Regions from separate parts of the Homo sapiens genome. Here region 1 is linked to region 2. A link is an interaction called in ENCODE POLR2A ChIA-PET data of the cell type or tissue named here. Cell type or tissue: PC-3. All regions are shown on one strand. Links, peaks and the distances in the headings refer to the core of each region. The heading gives the core; the rest is flanking DNA.

The links. Peaks named below come from ENCODE experiments on the same cell type or tissue, not always from the same donor. Only the 100,000 strongest peaks of a DNase experiment are listed, where the experiment ranks them.
Region 1: POLR2A ChIA-PET joins it to region 2 with 10 read pairs; 2 of 35 experiments call an interaction of 5 or more read pairs at or near these places.

The regions. Positions count from the first base shown.
Region 1 is chr11:102,128,893-102,139,704 of GRCh38, reverse strand. All of the region lies in intron 2 of YAP1 (Yes1 associated transcriptional regulator), which reads right to left. Among named protein-coding and RNA genes, the nearest start is that of YAP1-DT, 24 kb to the right of the region's middle. In PC-3, for the core only: no CTCF peak of the experiment used is centred there; no DNase peak of the experiment used is centred there; H3K27ac peaks cover 1,405 bases.
Region 2 is chr11:101,991,735-102,002,546 of GRCh38, reverse strand. CEP126 (centrosomal protein 126) reads right to left here. Exons shown (of 11, transcript NM_020802.4): 10 at 9,705-9,769; 11 at 1,485-4,948. The coding sequence ends at 4,904. Among named protein-coding and RNA genes, the nearest start is that of CFAP300, 50 kb to the left of the region's middle. In PC-3, for the core only: no CTCF peak of the experiment used is centred there; no DNase peak of the experiment used is centred there.

The DNA.
Region 1 (10,812 bases), core at 1,816-9,815, 140 kb before region 2:
GAAAAATCTGCATAAAATCTGCATTTTATGATAAGATGGTTTGATTTTAAGTAACTAAAAGGGAGTAGGGGATGGGGGAATCATTGTATTCTTAAATGCTGAACAATCTCCCGAACACCCAAAAACTAGCTTATATCCTGTAACTGCTTAATAATCTACCAGTTAACAAAGCGGGTTTAGAATGCCTGAAACCCTTGCTCTTTACAAAGTAGGCAACTGATAAACACTGCAGAGGGAAAACTTTGCACAGCAGTAGTTTTGAACTCACTCCACACAGACTGCAGGATGGGGGCTTGAATGACTGTTGGCCTGCAATCACGGACTTGCTCAGCAACTTTGCTATAATAGCTTCAAATTGCAGGCCTGAGGAAATGCTCCATAAATAGCTGCTCTTTTTTCTCGCAAAGCCTCTTCATAGACCCAATACAACTCCACTACCAAAAATGGAGGAGTCACCATGGACTTTTTTTTTTTTTAAGTCAAGAGAACAACTAGGAATATCCTGCTAATCATGTTACTCATTTTGGGAGTATGAATCACAGTGCCGAAATCTGATTCACTGTTTAAAATCAACTTTTGGATAACAAAAAATTACAATGGATTAAATCAGTTTTTATAATCACTCAATTTCATGAAGAGAAAAAAAAAAAACTTGTTTTCATGGGCCTTTAGAGAAAGACATATATGCTTTGCTTTTGAAATTAAATGTCTGAGAATGTGTTAATTACCCTCCAGTGAAGCAGTGCTCCTTAAGTGTTCATTCATAAGAAACCTGGACACGTGTGATGTAATCACAGAAAACATTTCTGGGAAGCAGGAACCACAGGAATATAACAATCATCCTAAAGCCACTGCAAGTATTCGCCTCCTGCATTATTTTATCTATATTTATGTATATAGATACCCACATACACGTACATAACTTGATGACTCAGATAATTTACTAGTCTGTAAATTAACTGAAACATTCAATGAAGAGCAAATAAAGTCTAATCCATCAGTAATAACAATGAACACTTTTCTCAACTTAATTGAACTCAGGGAGGGAGAGAAAGCAACAAAGTAATTAAACGAAACACGGGTACCAGAAAATCCAGGATCCATTTCTGCTAAATTTTCCATTTCAGTTCATGCCTAAACTAATCTACAACAGAATGTGGTAGAAGTGAAATTGTACAATGGCCTCAGGAGGCCTTAAAGCTTCCACCTTCCCCCTTTTGGAATGTTCCCAGCAACACCTAAGGAAGCCTGGACTAAACAGATGAATGGTGAAAACGTGAAAAGAAAGGCCCAGATGAGCTGGCACCAGACATTTGAGTGAGAGACCTTCCTAGACCCTCCAGCCCCAGTATAGCTCCCAGATACAGATGCATGAGTGACTTCAGGCAGTATCAGCAGAAGAACTGCTCAGCTGAGCCCAACTCGAATGACAGAATTATTATTTTAGGCCACTAATTTTTTCCATAGTCAGTTAATGCAGCAAAAGATAACCAATGCACCAAAGAACTTAGTTCCCTATCAGCTGGGCACAGTGGCTCATGCCTATAATTCCAGCACTTTGGGAGGCCAAGGCAGGCGGATCACAGGGTCAGGAGTTTGAGACCAGCCTGGCCAACATGGCGAAACCCTGTCTCTACTAAAATACAAAAATTAGCCAGGCGTGGTGGCACGCGCCTGTAATCCCAGATACTCAGGAGGCTGAGGCAAGAGAATTGCTTGAACTCGGGAGGCGGAGGCTGCAGTGAGCTGAGATAGCACCACAACACGCCAGCCTGGGCGACAGAGCAAGACTCCATCTCGGAAATTTAAAAAAAGAAAAAAAAAAGAACTTAGTTCCCTTCCACCTCTCCAAAAATCAGTTAATTATAAGCTGTGTTGTAAACACTTTTAGAAGATCTTACAAGGTTAATGATATTGAGAAAAGGAACTCCATGACTTTAAAAAAAAAAAAAAAAAGTCAATGACTCTAATAACGTGAAATATTTAGAACTAAATCAACCCACAAGAGCATGTGTGTGCTAATAGTTTCAATAAAACATTTAACCTAAAAAGTCAGATTTAACTTGGCTTTACTGTGATTTCACATGGAGCAGGGAGAGGCAGCAAAGTCTTTTAAGCATTCTATATTTTTCATATATGTTGTCTTTTTCTCAAAAGTTTATGAAAATTCTTCACATACAGCAAAATTGGAAGACTTGTACAGCGAACATTCATATACCCATCACCTAAATTCTACCCATATATGTGATTTTGATAAATTTGTTAACAAGGATATTAAAACATTATATGGCACCCAGTTTAAAACTGAATATCCCACAAACTTTAAGGAGAGAGAGATGTAGTATATTAATTCCATTCACTAAGAGATATTATGCACTAGTTTCTACACTCAGGGTTTTAACATGATACCCTATTCTCTTAGTAACTCTGCTTAGTAGGTATTACCACTTATTTTATAGATAAGAAAACTAAAGTTTAGAGAGTTTATGTGACTTGCCTCAGGTCCTAAGGCAGTAAGAAGCAGAACTGAGGTTTCAACCCAGATCTTGTTAGTTCCATCTTCAGATTATAGAAACATTTACATTAAAGGGCAAAGGAGACAGATGTTTTTACCATTGTCATAGACTAGAAGACTTAATGTAAAGATACCAATTCTCCAAATTTTTCTATAGGTTCATTGCAATCTCAGAATTTCAAGAGGTCCTTTGCGGAACTTTACAAGCCAATTCTTAAATTTATCTGACTACAACAAAGAACAGCCAAGACAAGATAAAAGGACTTCCTCTACTATCAAGACATATTCTAATGTTTTAGTAATTAAGACAGTGCTACTGACACAGCGACAGACAACAAACAGAATACAGTAACAGATCTATGCAACTATTACGGACAGAAGTGCAATCACTAATCAGTGAGGAGTGAACTTTTCAGTAAATCGTCCTAGGAAAACTGGATATCCATCTGAGAAAAAAACTCCTACACTCATATATACATAGTCAATTCTGAGAAGATTAAAGACATATATATGAAACTTTTCGAATATAGAAAAATGAGCCCGGTGCAGTGGCTCATGCCTGTAATCCCAGTACTTTGGGAGGCTGAGGCAGGTGGATCACTTTAGCCCAGAAGTTCGACACCAGCTTGGGCAACATGGTGAAACTCCATCTCTACCAAAAAAACAAACAAAAACAAAATTACCCAGGCACGGTAGCAGTACCCACCTGTAGTCCCAGCTACTTAGGAGGCTGAGGTGAGAGGATCACTTGGGCCTGGGAGATGGAGGTTGCAGTGAGCCGAGATTGTGCCACTGCACTCCAGCCTAGGCGACGGAGACCCTGTTTTAAAAAAAAAAAAAAAGGAAAAATGGCTCCCTGTCCTAGGCACATGGAAGGATTAAAAGCAAGCAGTTATCATACAGGAAAAAGGGGCAAAAATTCAAAAGAACACTGGGCAAAACATTTGAGCAAGTGCTTTAGAAAGTAAAATAAATGACCAAAATGTATATGAAAATATGCTCAGATCCAATGGTGATCAAGCAATGTAAGTTAAAACCACAGTGGTATACTAATATAAACACAGAAGACCAGCAAAAGTACCATGCACTGGACATACCCTGTGACCCAGCAATTCCACTCTTACACAGCCTAGAAAAGTTCTTATGTATGTACACAGAGAAATCCTTGCACAGAAGACATACACATGAATGTTCACTGCAGCATCTTTATATAACACAAATGTTCTTTAATGACAGAATGGATAAACTGTGGTCTAGCTATACAATAGAGCCACACAGCTATGAAAATATACAGCAATAAAAATGAACTATACTAACATTCACGAGTCCCACAAAATTGATCAAAAGATGCAAACTGCAAAAATATTTGCAGATATCACTTCATTTATATAAAATTTTAAAAATTAGAACTATTATAAGAACTGTGGCAAATTAAAAATGACCACCAATTTTTTTACTATTCCTCCCATTGAAAAATGAAGTCTAATTCCTTTGGCTTGAATCCATTCTGGTCTTGGTGATTGGCCTGACCAATACAATGGGATGTCCAAGGTTAGATTTGAAGAAGCTTGAAACTTCTGCCCAAGCCTCTTGAGGCTGCCTCTCTAGGAAATCTCAGCTGCCATTTAAGAAATCCAACTGCCTTCAGACCGCAATGCTAGAAAGGCCATGTACACACACTCTGGTACACAGTTCCAGCTAAGCCCAGCCTTCCAGCCATCCACATCAAAGTGCAAGCAAGACCTATGAGTGAAGCTATCTTTGGATCCAGTCTGCCAGCTGAATGGCACTGAGTGACCTCCATCAATGCTGCATGGAAAAGAATCACCCTGCTGTGCCTTGACTGAATCCCTAATTCACAAATTTGTAAGATACAATAAAATGGTTGTTTTAAGCCGTAAGTTTTAGGGTAGTTTGTTATGCAGTAGTAGGTAACTGAAAGAAATACACATGTAGATGGTAAAACTAAAAAATAATCCAGCCTAGGCAACATAGTGAGACACCATCTCTACAAAAAATTAAAAATTAAAAATTATGGTCAGGCTGTAATCCCAGTACTTTGGGAGGCTAACGTGGGCAGACCACCTGAGGTCAGGAGTTCAAGACCAGCCTGGCCAACATAGTGAAATCCCGAATCTACTAAAAATACAAAATTAGCCAGCATGCACCTTTAATCCCAGCTACTCAGGAGGCTGAGGCAGGAGAATCACTTGAACCAAGGAGGCAGAGGTTGCAGTGAGCTGAGGCTGCGCCACTGCACTCCAACCTGGGCAAAAATAGTGAAACTCCATCTCAAAAAAACACTAGAAAACAAATTAGCTGGCATGGTGGCATGTACCTGCAATCCCAGCTACTCAGGAGGCTGAGGCCAGAGGATCGCTTCAGCCCAGGAGGTCAAGGCTGCAGTGAGCAGTAATCAGGCCACTATACTCCAACCTGGGCAACAGAGTGAGACCCTATCTCTCAAATTTAAAAAAAGGTAAAATAAAAGGCCAGAAGTTACCTCTGGATAGAGGGAAAGGGATGTGATCTGTGAGAGGTACGTGGAAGACTTCTAAGGAACTAGCAATATTCTCTTTATTAACCTGGAGAGTGGTTAACCTGGAAGCGTATTTCCATCAAAATCACTATTTAGAATAAGTGTGTTTTATGCATTCTTAAATATATATATATTTAATATATATATTATACATATATAAATAAATATATATAATTTTTCATAGATTAAAAAAAGAGCCATAACATAGCATATTAGGACAAAGTACATACCTCTGAATAATATGCAGAACAATACTGAGATGTAAAAAAAATCCAACTCTCAATCGTATATCTGCACATAATTCCATGTTGTTTATAGCATCCTGATATTTCTAAATCACAGTTAACAGATTAAGTATGATAATAAGGTACTAATCTAGCATCTTGAAATGAGAAAGCAAAAGGTTTCCCTAACAAGTCAATGGCAAATAAAGTGAGAGACCACCACTACCTAAATAGCTGATTTTTCAAACATAAACGTCCATAATGCAAACTCTTTTCAGTTAAAACAGTGTTTTGGACTAAATATCCGTGTCCTCCCAAAAGTCATCGCTGAAGTGCTAATCCCTCAATGTGCTGACATTTGGAGATAGGGTCTTTGGAGTTAATTACGATTAGATCAGGTCATGAGAGTGGCAGGGTCCTCATGATGAAATCAGTTCCCTTACAAAAAAATGACATGACAGTGTGTATTTTCTTACTGTATGTACAAAAAGCGGTCGTGTGAGCATGCAGGGAGATTGACAGCCAACTACAAACCAAGAGAAGAGACCTCAGGATGAAATCTACCATGCCAAAACTATAAGAAATAAATTTCTCTCGTTTGGGCCACTCCGTCTACAGTATTATTTTTTAATGGCTGCCCAAGCTGACTAAGATAACTAGTAACCGTAAATGACCTCCATGTGGCTTCCTACAAAACAGCAGAGTTGAAATCTTAACAGCCTAATATGCTATTGTCATCTAAACTTATTTCTTAATTATAAGCATTTGTGTGAAACTCATAACTTCCTTCCAAAACCATATTAAACTTTGACATTAGATAAACAATTCTAGGCCAGGCGTGGTGGCTTATGCCTGTAATCCCAGCCCTGTGGGAGGCCAAGACAGGCAGATCACTTGGGCCTTGGAGTTTGAAACCAGCCTTGGCAACATGTTGAAACCCCATCTCTACAAAAAATACAAAAATTAGCCGAGCATGGTAGCAACGTGCCTGTAGTCCCAGCTACTCGGGAGGCTGAGGCAGGAGAATTGCTTGAACCCAGGAGGTGGAGGCTGCAGTGAGCTGACATCGCCACTGTACTCCATCCCTGGGGTAGCAGAGTGAGACTCTGTCCCAAAAAAACCCAAAAATTCTGTGTGCCACAAGAGTTTTATTAATAAACTTAAAATCCTAGAGCTTAGTAAGAATTGTCGAGTTTAAAAATCTTTTTAAGTAAAATCCTAGTATTTTTTAAACCAAATTGTTTGTTTGTTTGTTTATTTATTTATTTTTGAGACGGAGTCTCACTCTGTTGCCAGGCTGGAGTGCAGTGGCGCCATCTTGGCTCACTGCAACCTCTAACTCTCTGGTTCAAGTGATTCTCCTGCCTCAGCCTCCAGAGTAGCTGGGATTACAGGCAAGCACCACCACTCCCAGATAATTTTTGTATTTTTAGTAGAGACGGGGTTTCACCATGTTGGCCAGGCTGGTCTCCATCTCCTGACCTCAGGTGATCTCCTGCCTCGGCCTCCCAAAGCGCTGGGATTACAGGCATGAACCACTATGCCGGGCCCCTATGCCAGTAAAAAATAAAAAAAGTAAAAAATTGTAATGTTTTACACATTTTACTATTAATTCAATTTGCAGGGATAATTACTAACTGAAACAAGAGTAACCAATGTGTGTAAACGGTTTATATTCACTTTGCACAATTCTAATAAATTTATTGGTAAACAAATGAACATGAAGCTGAATTTACCAAAAAATGAAATGCAAACAATCCCTTTCAACCAGCATTTTCTGACAAATGGTGTCAAAAAGAAGCAAAAAAGGAAAATCTTAAACAGGTGCCAACATCAAAACAAACCTTTAAAAAATGTATACAGGATACAATTATAGTTAACAATGTTTGTGTAATGCATAGTCCTCACTTTGAAACAATCTGTCTCAAACAGTGAATAAAACCAAGTCATTAAATGGCTTTTCAAGTGTTTTGATATCAGAAGAACTGTTTTTCAAAAAATGAAAAAAATACCCAAAGTCAGAATGCAAAGTAAACTGAGATTAATTAATTAACAGCATCAAGCGAGGACTCTCTTGAGATGCAATGTCATTCAAGGTGGGGAGGGAAAAGACCTTTGGTTTTACCAGAAAACCTTTTGGCAGCTCTGTCTTTGACTCCTCCAATGTCCACACAATCACTAGCTGAAAATGCTAACTCCCTTAAGCGTGACTTGAGTAGTATCTGACCCATGCTACTACCTCATGACTTTTCTCTCAGCCTTCCAGAGTTGTCTGCTCACCGGTATCACTCTTTTTTTTTATTTTTTTTGACACAGGGTCTCGCTCTGTTGCCCAGGCTGGGATGCAGTGGTGAGATCTCAGCTCACTGCAACCTCCACCTCCTAAATTCAAGCGATTCTCCTGCCTCAGCCTCCCGAGTAGCTGGGACAACAGGCGCACACCACTGTGCCCAGCTAATTTTTCTATTTTTAGTAGAGACAGGGTTTCATCATGTTGGCCAGGCTTGGTATCACTTTTACAACAGAATTTCTTACTCATTTAATCCTAAAGAAATCAGATATTCACTGCCCATGGAACAAAATTTATAATACCACAAAGTGAACTACTGTCACTTTATATCCAGAAGACAAACAATACCCTTTTTTAATAGTTCCTGTTAAAGCTTAAAAATAATCTCAAACTCATAAAATTAACTTTAGAATACACATAGTAAATACTCTAGTTCGCATATGTAATTTATCAGCCATTGTGGGATACTTTCAAGAGTGAAAAGGGCAATCATAATTATGCAGAAACTACAGTCATCAATCAGGAAGACTGTCGACCAATGGACTCTGAAATAAATGAGCACTCTATAGCATGTCATCTGCCAATAAATGTATCAAGAGCTACACACATAATGCTGAACAAAGACAGCAAGATCTCTCTTTATTGAACTCATAGCCTCAATCGTGAGGGACAGTTACCAATGAAAAGGCAAACAAGACACATGACTTACAATGAAGTTTTGAGACCTATCCAGTCCATCAAGACTGGCATGTTATTAATTTTGTCCCTATTACACAGAGTGGGATCCAGAACAACGCCTGCTACATAAAACCACTACATAGGTGTTTATAAAATCAAGAGATCAAAAGCACTTATAGTGAGTTCACAGAAAAGAATGGCAGGAAGAGCAACATCGACAATGGCCTACTAAAGACTAAGCATTGGCTACTCTTTTGGGCTACAGTTTTAGAAACTATAACTACATCAAAGCAAGTAACCAAACACTTTATCCCGAACCATGTGGGTCTTTTTTGAGAAAACCACCCAGTATTTGAGGGAAGAGAGAGAACTGGCTTATTGATAAGCTGTGCAAATTCTTATCTGCAGTATGATGGGCACCAACTCAAAGAAGACAGACAGGTACAAAGAGGGCATGGTTTATCCTCAAACACAGAGGACAATGACACTTACATATCATTGCAAAGAAACAGTGACTATTTTCTCACCCATAAGAAGAGATCTGTACTAGTCCTAACAGGAAAGCCTGCATACCCTCCAGCTGGGAGGGGTTAAAAGTGAACCCATCCAAACTACATGATTTTGGAAACATAACCTGTATCAGTCTGAACATGTGTAGAGGAAAAATAGAAACATCTGTATTTGGACAACTCTTTACCAGTTTTTTTAAATCTTAAAAAAAAAAAAAAAAAAAAAAAAGAGTAGTTATCCAGGAGAGGTCAGGTGTGGTGGCTCATGCCTGTAATCCCAGCATTTTGGGAGGCTGAAGTGAGCAGATTGCTTGAGTCCAGGAGTTTGATTCCAGCCTGGGCAACACGGCAAGACTCCATCTCTACTAAAGACACAAAAATTAGCCAGGTGTGGTGGCACATTCTTGTAGTCCCAGCTATTCAGGAGGCTGAGGTGGAGAATCACCTAAGTCCAGAGGATTGAGGCTACAGTGAGCCAAGATCATACTATTGCACTCCAGCCTGGGCAACTGGAATGAGAGCCTGTCAATCAATCAATCAATCAATCAATCATTATCCGGGAGAGCTTGGGAAATTTTAACTGTGACCTTAACACTGGTAAGAATTGGTTCCAGGCAGGGTCTCAGGAATCTCCATTTATTTAGCTCATTTCTAAACTTAGCACTTGGCTATTCTGACACACTTCCTTATTTTACACGAACTAAGGTGTACCAATTCTGTTCCACTCTTCCTCACACCATTCAATATTTTTGACTCAGAAAAATATTGAATTTTTTTTCTGAGTCAATATTTATGACTCAGAAAACCCTCTTCTCTGACTGCTATATGGTGCTCTGGTCTGGTTTTGCTTGTATGCAGTTTTAAAAGGTTTCTGGCCAGGCACAGTGGCTCACGCCTATAATCCCAGCACTTTGGGAAGCTGAGGCAGGTGGATTACTTGAGGTCAGTAGTTCAAAACCCCATCTCTACAAAAATTAGCCAGGTGTGGTGGTGCATGCCTGTAATCCCAGCTGCTGGGGAGGCTGAGGCAGGAGAATCACTTGAACCCAGGAGGCGGAGGCGGAGGTTGCAGTGAGCTGAGATAGTGCCACTGCATCACTCCAGCCTGGGTGACAGAGCAAGACCCCATTTCGAAAAAAAAAAAAAAAAAAAAAGTTTTGCTTCCTTTTCACCCAACAGATTTTCCTATGTAATCACTTTTTACCTAAACAAGGACAAGACTACTGAAAAATGGAACCTGGAGAAATTCAACTTGAGATAAAAAACAATAAAGGGTCCTAACACATCTCAGCCATCATCTATGGGTAAATTTTTTTTTTTTTTTTTTTTTTGGAGACAGAGTCTCGCTCTGTTGCCCAGCCTGGAATGCAATGGCGCAATCTTGGCTCACGGCAACCTCTGCTTCCTGGGTTCAAGAGATTCTCGTGCCTCAGCCTCCCGAGCAGCTGGGATTACAGGCACCCACCATCATGCACAGCTAATTTTTGTGTTTTTGTAGAGATGGGGTTTCACGATGTTGGTCAGGCTAGTCTTGAACTCCTGACCTCGTGATCCACCCACCTCAGCCTCCCAAAGTGCTGGGATTACAGGCGAGAGCCACTGCACCTGGCCCAGATGAATGTATTTTAACCTAAACCCAGTCTTCATGAAATTCTAACTCATTCTCTAAAAATGCTTACCTGACCATATGATAGTATATAGAAAAAAAAATTATTCTATGACATCAACAATGGTCTATTAGGGACTGAACACAGGCTACTTTTTTGAGTTCTCTATTAAATGAGCACCACCTGCCAGGGAGAAACTGAGATAAAACTCAGTTAAACACATCTCAGGGTTAACTTATGCAGTATACTGCATATTTACAATTACTGATCAATTTAGATATAAACATTTTTCCTACCACCATCTATACTGATGAGAGAAAGAAAGAGACAGTGTCAGGAGACTGGGGAGGGGACACAGGGTTTGGGGATAGGGAAGCGAGAGGGAGGGAGGGAGGTAAAAAAGGAAGAGAGGGAGAGACAAAGGAAGAGAGAGAGAGGCCAATAATTATA
Region 2 (10,812 bases), core at 1,160-9,159:
TGGCTCTTGTCTGATCCATGTCCAGTTTATGCCTGCCTGACCATCACTTTGGCACTGGGAGTTCAACCTTGTGCTCTCCCTGGTGTCCCCTGGTTCTTCAGATGGAAAGCACAAATTCAGTACATCACCACAATAGGAAATAAGTTCAAAGATTTTCACTTACAGATCCTGGGCAAGGAGGGCATAATGAGTCAGGAGGGCAGTCCTCTGTCCCCAGGTCATATGAGGCAGAAAGGAAGAGCCAGAGAGAAAGTGTGTCTAGCAGCATGTCTAAGGGAATGGAGTGTGGGCCACTTTAATAGGCAAATGTCTAAATGGTCCATTTAAAGAGAGGCAGGAAAGCAGGGAGTGCAGTCCGCAAGGCAGGAGAGATCCCTCTAAGTTCTTGTCACTGGCCACCAGCTTGAGCCATCTGGGTGTAATGTAGAACTGGAAATTGTGCCAAAGATGACTGAGCCCTGCTTTGGTATGAGAAAGTTAAACTTGTATTCAAAATGGATGCTGAGCAACATAAAATTGTAAGAATTCTCTATATATCTCCGACATCAATCCAGCACCAAAAGTTTTATTCTAATATTCCCCCTTTCTGGGAAAGGCAAAATAATAGAAACAAAATCCAGATCAGTGGTTGCTCAGGGCTGTATGAAGGAATTTTTGGCATGATAGGGCTGTTCTGCATGGTACAGTAGTGATGGGTATACAATGCTATGCATATGTCAACACCTACACAATTCTACAAAGAGTGAATTTACTGTATGCAAATAGGAAAAACATCCAGGATGTTGGAAGAATCCAACATGGGATACAGATTGTGACAAATGAATCTAAACTGTATTAAAATTATTCACTTGGTAAACTATCACTCCTGCAATCCTAGCGACTCAGGAGGCTGAGATGGGAAGGTGGTTTGAGGCCAGGGTTCCAGTGTAGCCTGGGCAACACAGTGAGATCCTATCTCCAAACAAAAAAAAAAAAAAAAAAAAAAAAAGAAAAGAAAAAGAAAAAAAGCTAGGCATTGCCATGCATGCCTTTAGTCCCAGATACTGGGGAGACTGAGGTAGGAGGATCTCTTGAGCCCAGGAGTTCGAGGCTGCAGTGAGCTATGAGTATGCCACTGCACTCCAGCCTGGGTGATAAAGTGAGACCCCCAACTCTTAAAAAACAAAACAAAAACCCACCACAGTGAAGGGGGTAGAGAAGAAGGAACTGGCTTTAGTGACTTTGGAAAACAGTGTGTTGACTGAATAAGTAAGATTGGGGATGAAAAGAATGATAAAAATGCTGTACTTTAGTTAGAAATCTGTTTCTCCTAGGTATGTGGATTAGCAATTCTGAAGCAAATTTTCATGTATACTAGAGTTAAATTAGTGCCTGTATTGTGGCTAATGAGTGTCAGGTTTCTCAATGTCAAAGAAAATACAAACAAACATTTTGGGAATTTTTATATTAAAAATTTACAGTTATAAAAACCAAATCACATTTAGTTATATATTTAATGAATCATTTTTATTGCAAAGGGTAAATTACATGAAATTGACAAAATTTAGTCCATGTAATATCTATCAAAATACATACATGTAAGTGTGTGTATATTTATATATGTATACAGTACAGTTTTCACAAAAAGCTTCAACATTCCTAAGAAACACAGACATAGTCATTCTGGTACAATATGGATTTAAAATAAGTTCATGGTAATCCTTCCTGATGCCAATTTTAAAATGAAGACCGTCTAAATTTTTCTGACCAGTTATTAGTTGCCCTGCCTCTCGGAAATGTGTTTAAACTTTTCTTTCAATTATTTGATACCTTTTGCCCAAGAGATTACTATCTCTCTCTTTTTTTTTTTTCTTTTAAGACAGAGTGTTGCTCTGTCACTCAGGTTGGAGTGCAGTGGCACAATTCCTGATCACTGCAACCTCTGCCTCCCAGGCTCAAACGATCCTCCCACCTCAGCCTCCCCAGTAGCTGGGACCACAGGCACATACCACCAAGCTTGGCTGTTTTCTTTTCTTTTTGTATTTTTAGTAGAGTTGGGCTCTTGCCATATTACCCAGGCTGGTCTTGAATTCCTGAGCTCAAATGATCCACCTGCCTCGGCCTCCCAAAGTTCTGGGATTACAGGTATGAGCCAGCATGTCCGGCCTGAGATTACTCTCTCTTATAAGAAGTTTCATAAGTTTTTCCACTGAGGAAAGTGATGCTTGTTTGATTTCCTCTAAATTTACTTCTTCACATTCGAAAGGAGACTCTTTTCTTCCTTAGAACTTGAAGATTCAGTGTGAAAGGGCATTTTTCTTTCTTATATTATTAAAAAAGTTACTTTTTAAAAAGTAACATTTTTATTTTTATTTTATTTATTCATTTTTGTGAGACGGAGTCTTGCTCTGTTGCCAGGCTGGTGCAGTGGTGCAATCTCAGCTCACTGCAACCTCTACCTCCTGGGTTCAAACGATTCTCCTGCCTCAGCCTCCTAGTAGCTGGGAGTAGAGGTGCGTGCCACCATGCCCAGCTATTTTTGTATTTTTAGTAGAGACAGGGTTTCACCATGTTGGCCAGGATGGTCTTGATCTCTTGACCTCATGATCTGCCTGCCTTGGCCTCCCAAAGTGCTGAGATTACAGGCATAAGCTACCGTGCACAGCCAACATTTTTATATTTTATATAGAGATGGGGTCTTGCTACATTGCCCAGGCTGGTCTCAAACTCCTGGGCTCAAGCAGTCCTCCTGCCTTGGCCTCCAAAGTGCTAGAATTACATGCATGAGCCACTGTGTCTGGCCAAAAATGTTAGTTTTCACGTTTATAGCATGCAAAGTGTTATTCTCTTCCACTTTAATTCACAAAGGCTCTTTATGTCTTCCCACTTTTATCACTCTTAATGAACCCACCCTGTATCTACTAAAATTCTGGAGGAGTCATGGGCAGAATTACAGAAGAATTCTGGTCATATGACAGTTTCATAAAAGGACAATATCATAATGTGCAAGTTCTAGTAAAATGCAAATCTTATCTTGTTTCACCAGCTTACTATTTAGGCTTTTTTTTTTTTTTTTTTTGGCCTATTCTGACTTTGGATCTTAACTATTTTCAACTATCTTTTTGCTTGTAGAGGCATTCTTTGGTTCCTAAGAGGTATTAAAGTGAGGGATTACTAACGGTGAAGCTACTTTGGCATGCAGGATGCTGCTGTGTACATATATACTAGTGTATATGAATATAAACCCTTGTCTTTTTTTTTTTTAATAAAAGTGAGTTTTCATCTGAGGTGCTTGGAATGATTCACAAACAACTTGGCACACTCTTCTGGCCTGTTTACCCCCATTGAAATGTTATTTTATAAATTACATCTTAATTCACAGAATTTTTTCTTGATAGTATAAGAAATTCTCAAATATTTTCTATAGGGGCACACAACTTTCTATTTAAATGTCTAAGAACTAAATTTTCTGTCGCCTTCCGAAATCCTATTCTTAAAATTAAAAATATAGGAAAGCACAAATGTTTCCTTCATTAGGTCAATTTTTTCACTAATTTCTTCATTTAAAAAGTGAATTCTTTTCCTGTTTTTCCTCATTTCATCCAATAGTTTCCATTTCTACTAACATGGTGTGGCAGAAAGAACATGGGTTTTGGAACTAGATAAACCTGAGTTTGAATTTTGATTCTGTCACTGTAGGTAGCTATGTGGCCTTGGCTCAGTTTCTCATCTCTAAAGTGGAGACAAAAATACCCATGGTTTGGGTGGCTGGTCAGATTAAATAAAAAATATATGCACAAAATTTGGTACATGGTAGGCATTCAACATGTTAATGCATTTCTCACTACATCAAGTGTTTCAAAACTAATTCTATGGAGGAACCAAAATTTAGTAGTGTTATTAATAAAAGGCCACATGTTTTCTTAAAACTCTTAATTTCTAATTTTGATTCATCACTTTTTTTTTTTTTTTTTTGAGGCTGGGTCTCACACTGTCACCCAGGCTGGTGTGCAGTGGCGAAACACAGCTCACTGCAGCCTCAACCTCCCAGGTTGAAGTAATCCTCCTGGGCTCAAGTAATCCTCCCGCCTCAGCACCCCAAGTAGCTGGGACTACAGGTGCATGCCACCATGCCTGGTTAATTTTTGTATTTTTTGTAGAGACAGGGTTGCCCAGGCTGGTCACGAACTCCTGAGCTCAAGCCATCTGTCTACCTCGGCCTGCAAAGTGCTGGGATTACAGGCATAAGCCAACGGCCCTGGCTTGATTCATGGCATTTTAATGAAAAATTTCATGTTTTTTCGGTATGCCAAAGTGCCATGTATGAAATATGAAATTTGGAAGAATCGATGTAATTGTACAGCCATAGGAAGGCCTCCCTTCACCATACAAAAAGGTAACCTTTGCTCTATTGCTGCCACCAAGGGCCATTTTGTGGGATGTGGTAACTTTAAGAATATTTATTACAATTAAAAAAATCAAAATATGCCATACTTCATAAACATCTTATCAGTAAGTTAGAGGTTTAATAAAGAGGTTCAATAAACAGAAATTTTATTTAACATATATTTCAACATGAAATCTATAAATTGCAAAGGAGCACTGTGAATTCTTTGGAAAAACGTTTGTTTGCTCTACTCACAAGCTTCATCCTTGTGGCATGTATTCAGAGCTAGGTTATGTCCTGCTTTTTGTTTAGGCAGGCATAATGTCTTTCATGGTATTCTCAGAACTCTGTTAAACTTCACTGCTTTGTTAAATGTCACTGCTCTGTTAAACTTCACTGCTCACAAAATCTGAGTTAGGACAAATGTTCATGGGGGTTGTTGCTCACATGTTTTCCTATGGCTGGTTTTCACAAAACGGTATGCATCTAGTCCTAGGGAAGTACATGAAAGGTCTTCTTAGACGGATTCTGCTGGAATTATCTCTTGTCTCTGCAGCTGCTGGTTCTATCTTCTCTCTTCTCCTGGAAATCAGAAAGAAGAAACAAGCATGCAAACACATGCCAAAACACTGCAGCTACAAACTAGGCTGACATGTCAAATAGTGGCATATTCAACACATCCTGACATCATTCTCCCAGGTAATGAGTTTAAGATTGCAGAGGACTTTATAGATTATTTACCTCAACCCTTACATTATGTTCATCAGTACCTTTCTACTCTAAAAGGTAAAATTCCCACTTTGAAAATGTGCAGTTTTACAATATCATTAAAAATTCAGGTTTCAGGCTGGGCACAGTGGCTAACGCCTGTAATCCCAGCACTTTGGGAGGCCGAGGCAGGCGGATCACGAAGTCGGGAGTTCGAGACCTGCCTGGCCAACATGGTAAAACCCTGTCTCTACTGAAAATACAAAAATTAGCTGTGTGTGCTGGCACGTGCCTGTAATCCCAGCTGCTCGGGAGGCTGAGGCAGGAGAATCCCTTGAACCTGGGAGGCGGAGGTTGCAGTAAGCTGAGATTGCTCCACTGTACTCCAGCCTGGGTGACAGAGCAAGACTCCGTCTCAAAAATAAATAAATAAATAAAAATTCAGGGTTCAAAGTGAAATGATAAATTCTAATTTATTTGAACCTGCATTTAAAGCTCTTTATTTAAAATTTTCTTCTAGATAAATTCTGGGTACCAATAAAACTCTATAGTGTTGTATAGCAGAAATGGGAGTTCTTGGGGGTGAGCTTGTGAAAACAATGTCCGACGGAACTAATGATGAAAGGGCCTGGAACCCACATAGTTAGGCACGCCAGAAGGAAACCTATGGGAACATTAGCCCCTGCTTCCCTCTCCAGTTTTTTCTCTCCCTCTTCATCCTGAATCTGTTTCATTTAGTCCTTGGAAGTTCCTTTCTCCTTTTCAGTCTCTGAAATAATATTCATTTGGCTAACTCTGAAGCTTTTTTCAGAACTCAGAATGTTGTTCATTTCCCATATGTTCATATGCCTGTGAAGTTAGTGCTTTTTACACTGATTTATAAGAGACCGCTTATTTTTATGTTTCCTCTATCAGACCGTATCCATCAGGAAAACAAAGCCATTATAAGAATTATGGGACTAAGGTACTTATCACAGGAATTACATTTTACCAAATATAGGAGCTGGGAAAATGAGGGTCTGGAAAAGGAAAATTGAAGGATCAGAGTATATGGGGCAAGGGATAAAAATGTAGCCTGCTCTACTGTGGCGTGCCAGTCAGGATCAGAGAAAGGATGACTGAGCAGGCTGTTTGAAGCACTGGTGTGGGTAAACAAATTGAAGCTTGCAGGGAAATCTGATAATCCAAGCATGCCCAAGCTGCTGAAGTGGAACTATGAAGGGGGAGCTTGCTGGGGAAATCTATGGAAACTGCCGAATGTGGAACGACTCTGCTTTTCTGAAGCTACTGTCTTCAGGTCTGCAGCCCAGTGCCTGGTGGTCGGCCTAGGGCTGCTGTTGGTCAGCAGGGCCTGTAGTCATGAAGATGCTATAGAGTGGAGAGGAGTGAGCTGCTGGGCACCTTTGTATTTGTCCATCACTGACTAACCATGATGATCTTCTAACAATAATGGCTTCTGACCACTTCTGCCTTCTTCTTTTGTGGCCAAAATTTCTAACTGAGAAATGTGAATCCTAGCCTTAGCAAAGTTGGCTATTTTGTGCTCATGATGTATTTTTAGAATGTAGCAAAGTTTCTGGCACATAGACGGTACTTAATATTTAATAAACGGAAGAAGAAATGGAAGACCACTTATACAATGCAAATGAGAAGCAAAGCAAAATTTGTCAGAGACATGAAAGTATTTCATAAATCTCTTTCTTGACTATAATAGTTAATTCAACATTTATGTAGTACTGCTGTTTTATTGATAGATTGGTGACTAAGAGAAGTCCAGCAAAAGAAGAATTTGTCAGTGTATGTCCAGTACTGTCAATGGGAGAGGGTACTTGGACTGACTACTTCACTGGCTTTCCTCATCAGTGCAGGCTACACTTTGATCCCCTTCCCCACGAACTCCCAGATGGACAAAGGACAGGGGACCAGGAAGGGTAGGTGACTTTCTTGTTTGTCATCACTGTTTCTAGACCAGTGTTTCTCATCCTTCGCTTCCCATTTGAATTCTTCAGAGAGCTTAAAAATATCTAAATGCCCAAGCTGCCCTCAGGTATGACCCAGGCATCAGTATTTTTTAAAGCTCTCCATGTGATTCCAATGTGTATCCATGTTCATGTTTCTATGTGAAGTTAGTGCTTCACATAGAACTAACTTGTGTTTCAAAGTTAGTTAGCAGCATTGGTATTACCTAGTCTCATCCCAGACCTACTACATTAGAAAATGTATTTACCAAGATCTGTAGGTGGTACAAAGTACACTAAAGTTTGAAAAGTGCTGTTCCAGATCATTTTTACCAGAACCCAGTGCCAAGGCAAAAAATAAAAAAAAAGATTCAGTAATGTCTAGTTTTAACACTGCATGTTCTCACTCGTAAGTGGGAGTTGAACAATGAGAACACATGGACACAGGGAGGGGAACATCACACGCCAGGGCCTGTCGGGGGTGGAGGGCTAGGGGAGAGATAGCATTAGGGGAAATACCTAATGTAGATGATGGGTTGATGGGTGCAGCAAACCACCACGGGACATGTATACCTATGTAACAAACCTGCATGTTCTGCACATGTATCCCAGAACTTAAAGTATAATTAAAAAAAAAAAAAACTCTCAAGACACAGAAAAGATATGGATACTTACCGATGTACACTTCTTAGCAGTTTTTCAATTAGGATACACATCTAAAGTTATTTGAAGATTGGTACACTAATACCTGTTTCTGCTCCCATGACTGATGAAAATACTCTGAATATAAAAATGTTTATATTCTGTAGATAGCCCAGAAATAATGTTGTACTCCTATAACCATCTGATCTTCAACAAGGTTGACAGAAACAAGCAATGGGGAACGGATTCCCCATTCAATTAATTGTGCTGGGATAACTGGATAGCCATGTGCAGAAGATTGAAGCTGGACCCCTTCCTTATACCATACACAAAAACATCAACTCAAGATGGATTAAAGACTTAAATGAAACCTAAAACTATAAAAACCCTGGAGGATAACCTAGGAAACACCATCCTGGACATAGGCCTTGGTAAAGATTTCATGATGAAGACATCAAAAGCAATTGCAACAAAAGCAAACATTGACAAATGGAACCTAGCTAAACTAAAGAGCTTCTGCACAGCAAAGTAAACTATCAACAGAGTAGACAGACAACCTACAGAATGGGAGACAATATTTGCAAACTATGCATCTGACAAAGTTCTAACATCCAGAATCTTTTTAAAAAATCTTTTTGAGATAGAGTTTCACTCTTGTTGCCCAGGCTGGAGTGCAATGGTGCAATCTTGGCTCACTGCAACCTTTGCCTCTCAGTTTCAAGCGATTCTCCTGCCTCAGCCTCCTGAGTAGTTGGGACTACAGGTGCACACCACCACGCCTGGCTAGTTTTTTGTATTTTTAGTAGAGACAGGGTTTCACCATGTTGGCCAGGCTGGTCTCGAACTACTGACCTCAGGTGACCAGCCAGCCTCGGCCTCCCAAAGTCCTGGGATTACAGGCATGAGCCACCATGCCTGGCCTAATATCAAGAATCTATAAGGAACCTAAAATGAATTAACAAGCAAGAAACAACCCCATTAAAAAGTGGGCAAAGAACATGAACAGACATTTTTCAAAAGAAGACACACATGTGACCAAGAAGCATATGAAAAAAAGCTCAACATCACTAATCATTTGAAAAATGCAAATCAAAACCACAATGAGATAACATCTTACACCAGTTAGAATGGCTATTATTAAAAAGTCAAAAAATAGCAGATACTGGTGAGGCTGTGGAGAAAAGGGAATGCTTATACACTGCTGGTGGGAATGCAAATTAATTTAGTCATTGTGGAAAGCAGTGTGGCAATTTCTTAAAGAACTTAAAACAGAAGTACCATTCAACCCAGCAATCCCATTATCGGGTATATACCCTGAAGGAATGCAAATCATTCTATCATAAAGACATGCAGGGGTATGTTCATTGTAAGCACTATTCACAAAGACACGGAATCAACCTAAATGCCCATCAATGGTAGACTGGATAGAGAAAATGTGGTACATATACACCATGGAATACTATGCAGCCATAAAAAAGACCAAGATCATGTCCTTTGCAGCAACATGGATAGAGCTGGAGGCCACAATCCTAAGTAAACTAATACAGGAACAGGAAGCCAAATACCACACGTTCTCACTTAGAAGTGGGAGCTAAACATTGAGTACACATGAACACAAAGACGGGAACAACAGACACTGGGGCCCACTTGAGGCCATGGAGGGTGGGAGGAAGGAGAGGATTGAAAAACTACCTATCAGGTACTCTGCTTATTACCTGGGCAATGAAATAATCTGTCCATCAAACCCCTGCGATACACAATTTACTTATTTAACAAACCTGCACATGTACCCCTGAACCTAAACGTTAAAAAAACTTCATATTCTGACCTTTAAGGATTTTTTTAAATGACAGGATATTTGCATAATTCTAATGAACAGTCTTATAATAAAAAGCCAGTTGAGGAGAAAACCTCTATAAACCAATCCCAAGAAATATTAATATTAATACGGGGTTCTTACCTGTATTGATGTGTACATAAAATCAGAAGTTTCCTAAAACAAGAAAAAAAGAGCTTCTTCAAATACTTACCAGAAGTGGTATTATTTGTAAAGTATTTTTGATGGATGGGTTTTTGCAAATGGATTCTTGTATATCTGAAATAATTATATCACAATACCAAAATAATTTAGTTACATATATAGAAATAGAAGAATGACTAAAGAATCAAATATTAAATTCTGATGTATCAAAATATTCAAAATTGAGTAAGACACTTTTTTCCAGTCACCCCCAGAAATAGTCTTTATACTTATATTAGGTCCAAAAGTGGAAGTAATTTGATTAGAAATAATTACATAAAGCTTATGTTGATAAAAGATAATTCCTAGTACTTTGACTATTATATAACGATCTTCATTCAAATATTACGTTTTCTTTCTTTCTCTTTTTTTAATAAAAAAATATTAATTTCATCCTTGGAGCCTCTCAGAAAAAAAGAGATGTTTATTTAGTTATTGAGGCATAAAAAATTGAGTCACTTGGTTGCCTTTTCAATTTTTAGATTTTTGTCTATATAATAGCAAGCATCTGAGCAAAAGAAAAATAATTCAGGCAGAATCTTTTACATGAAGCATTTAAATATGTAGAAGTATCAAACAAAAATTTAAAAAATTCTTCAATTATTGACTTAATTTTTTTATTCTTTACCTGCATAATTTTACATCTTAAACTCATAGCCTTAGTTCATGATTGTAGCTCCCTGCTTTTTATTTTTTTTTAAAAATAGTTTTAATTTTAAAATACAGAGTATATAAAACATATGCATATTTTAATGAATACTTATAAAGCTAATGTCTGTGGAACCACCTAGATTAAGAAATTTGAACATTATCACTACCTTGGAAGCTTCCTGTCACTTCTTGCCTCCACAATGCCCTATGGATTTCATTTCCTTCCTTCACCCAAAGAGGTAACTAACCCACTACACTGCTTTGTTTCTTTGTGATTTTAGCACATATTAATTGCAAGGATGCAAAATAATATTGTTTAGGTTTATCTGTTTTTAGACTTCATATAAATAGAATTGTACTGTCTTTATTCTCCTGTGATTTACGTTTTTTGCCCCAAATTATGTATTTTTAGATCCATCAATGATGATGTGTGTAGCTGTAGTTAATTTTCTTTTTGTTTTTTCTCT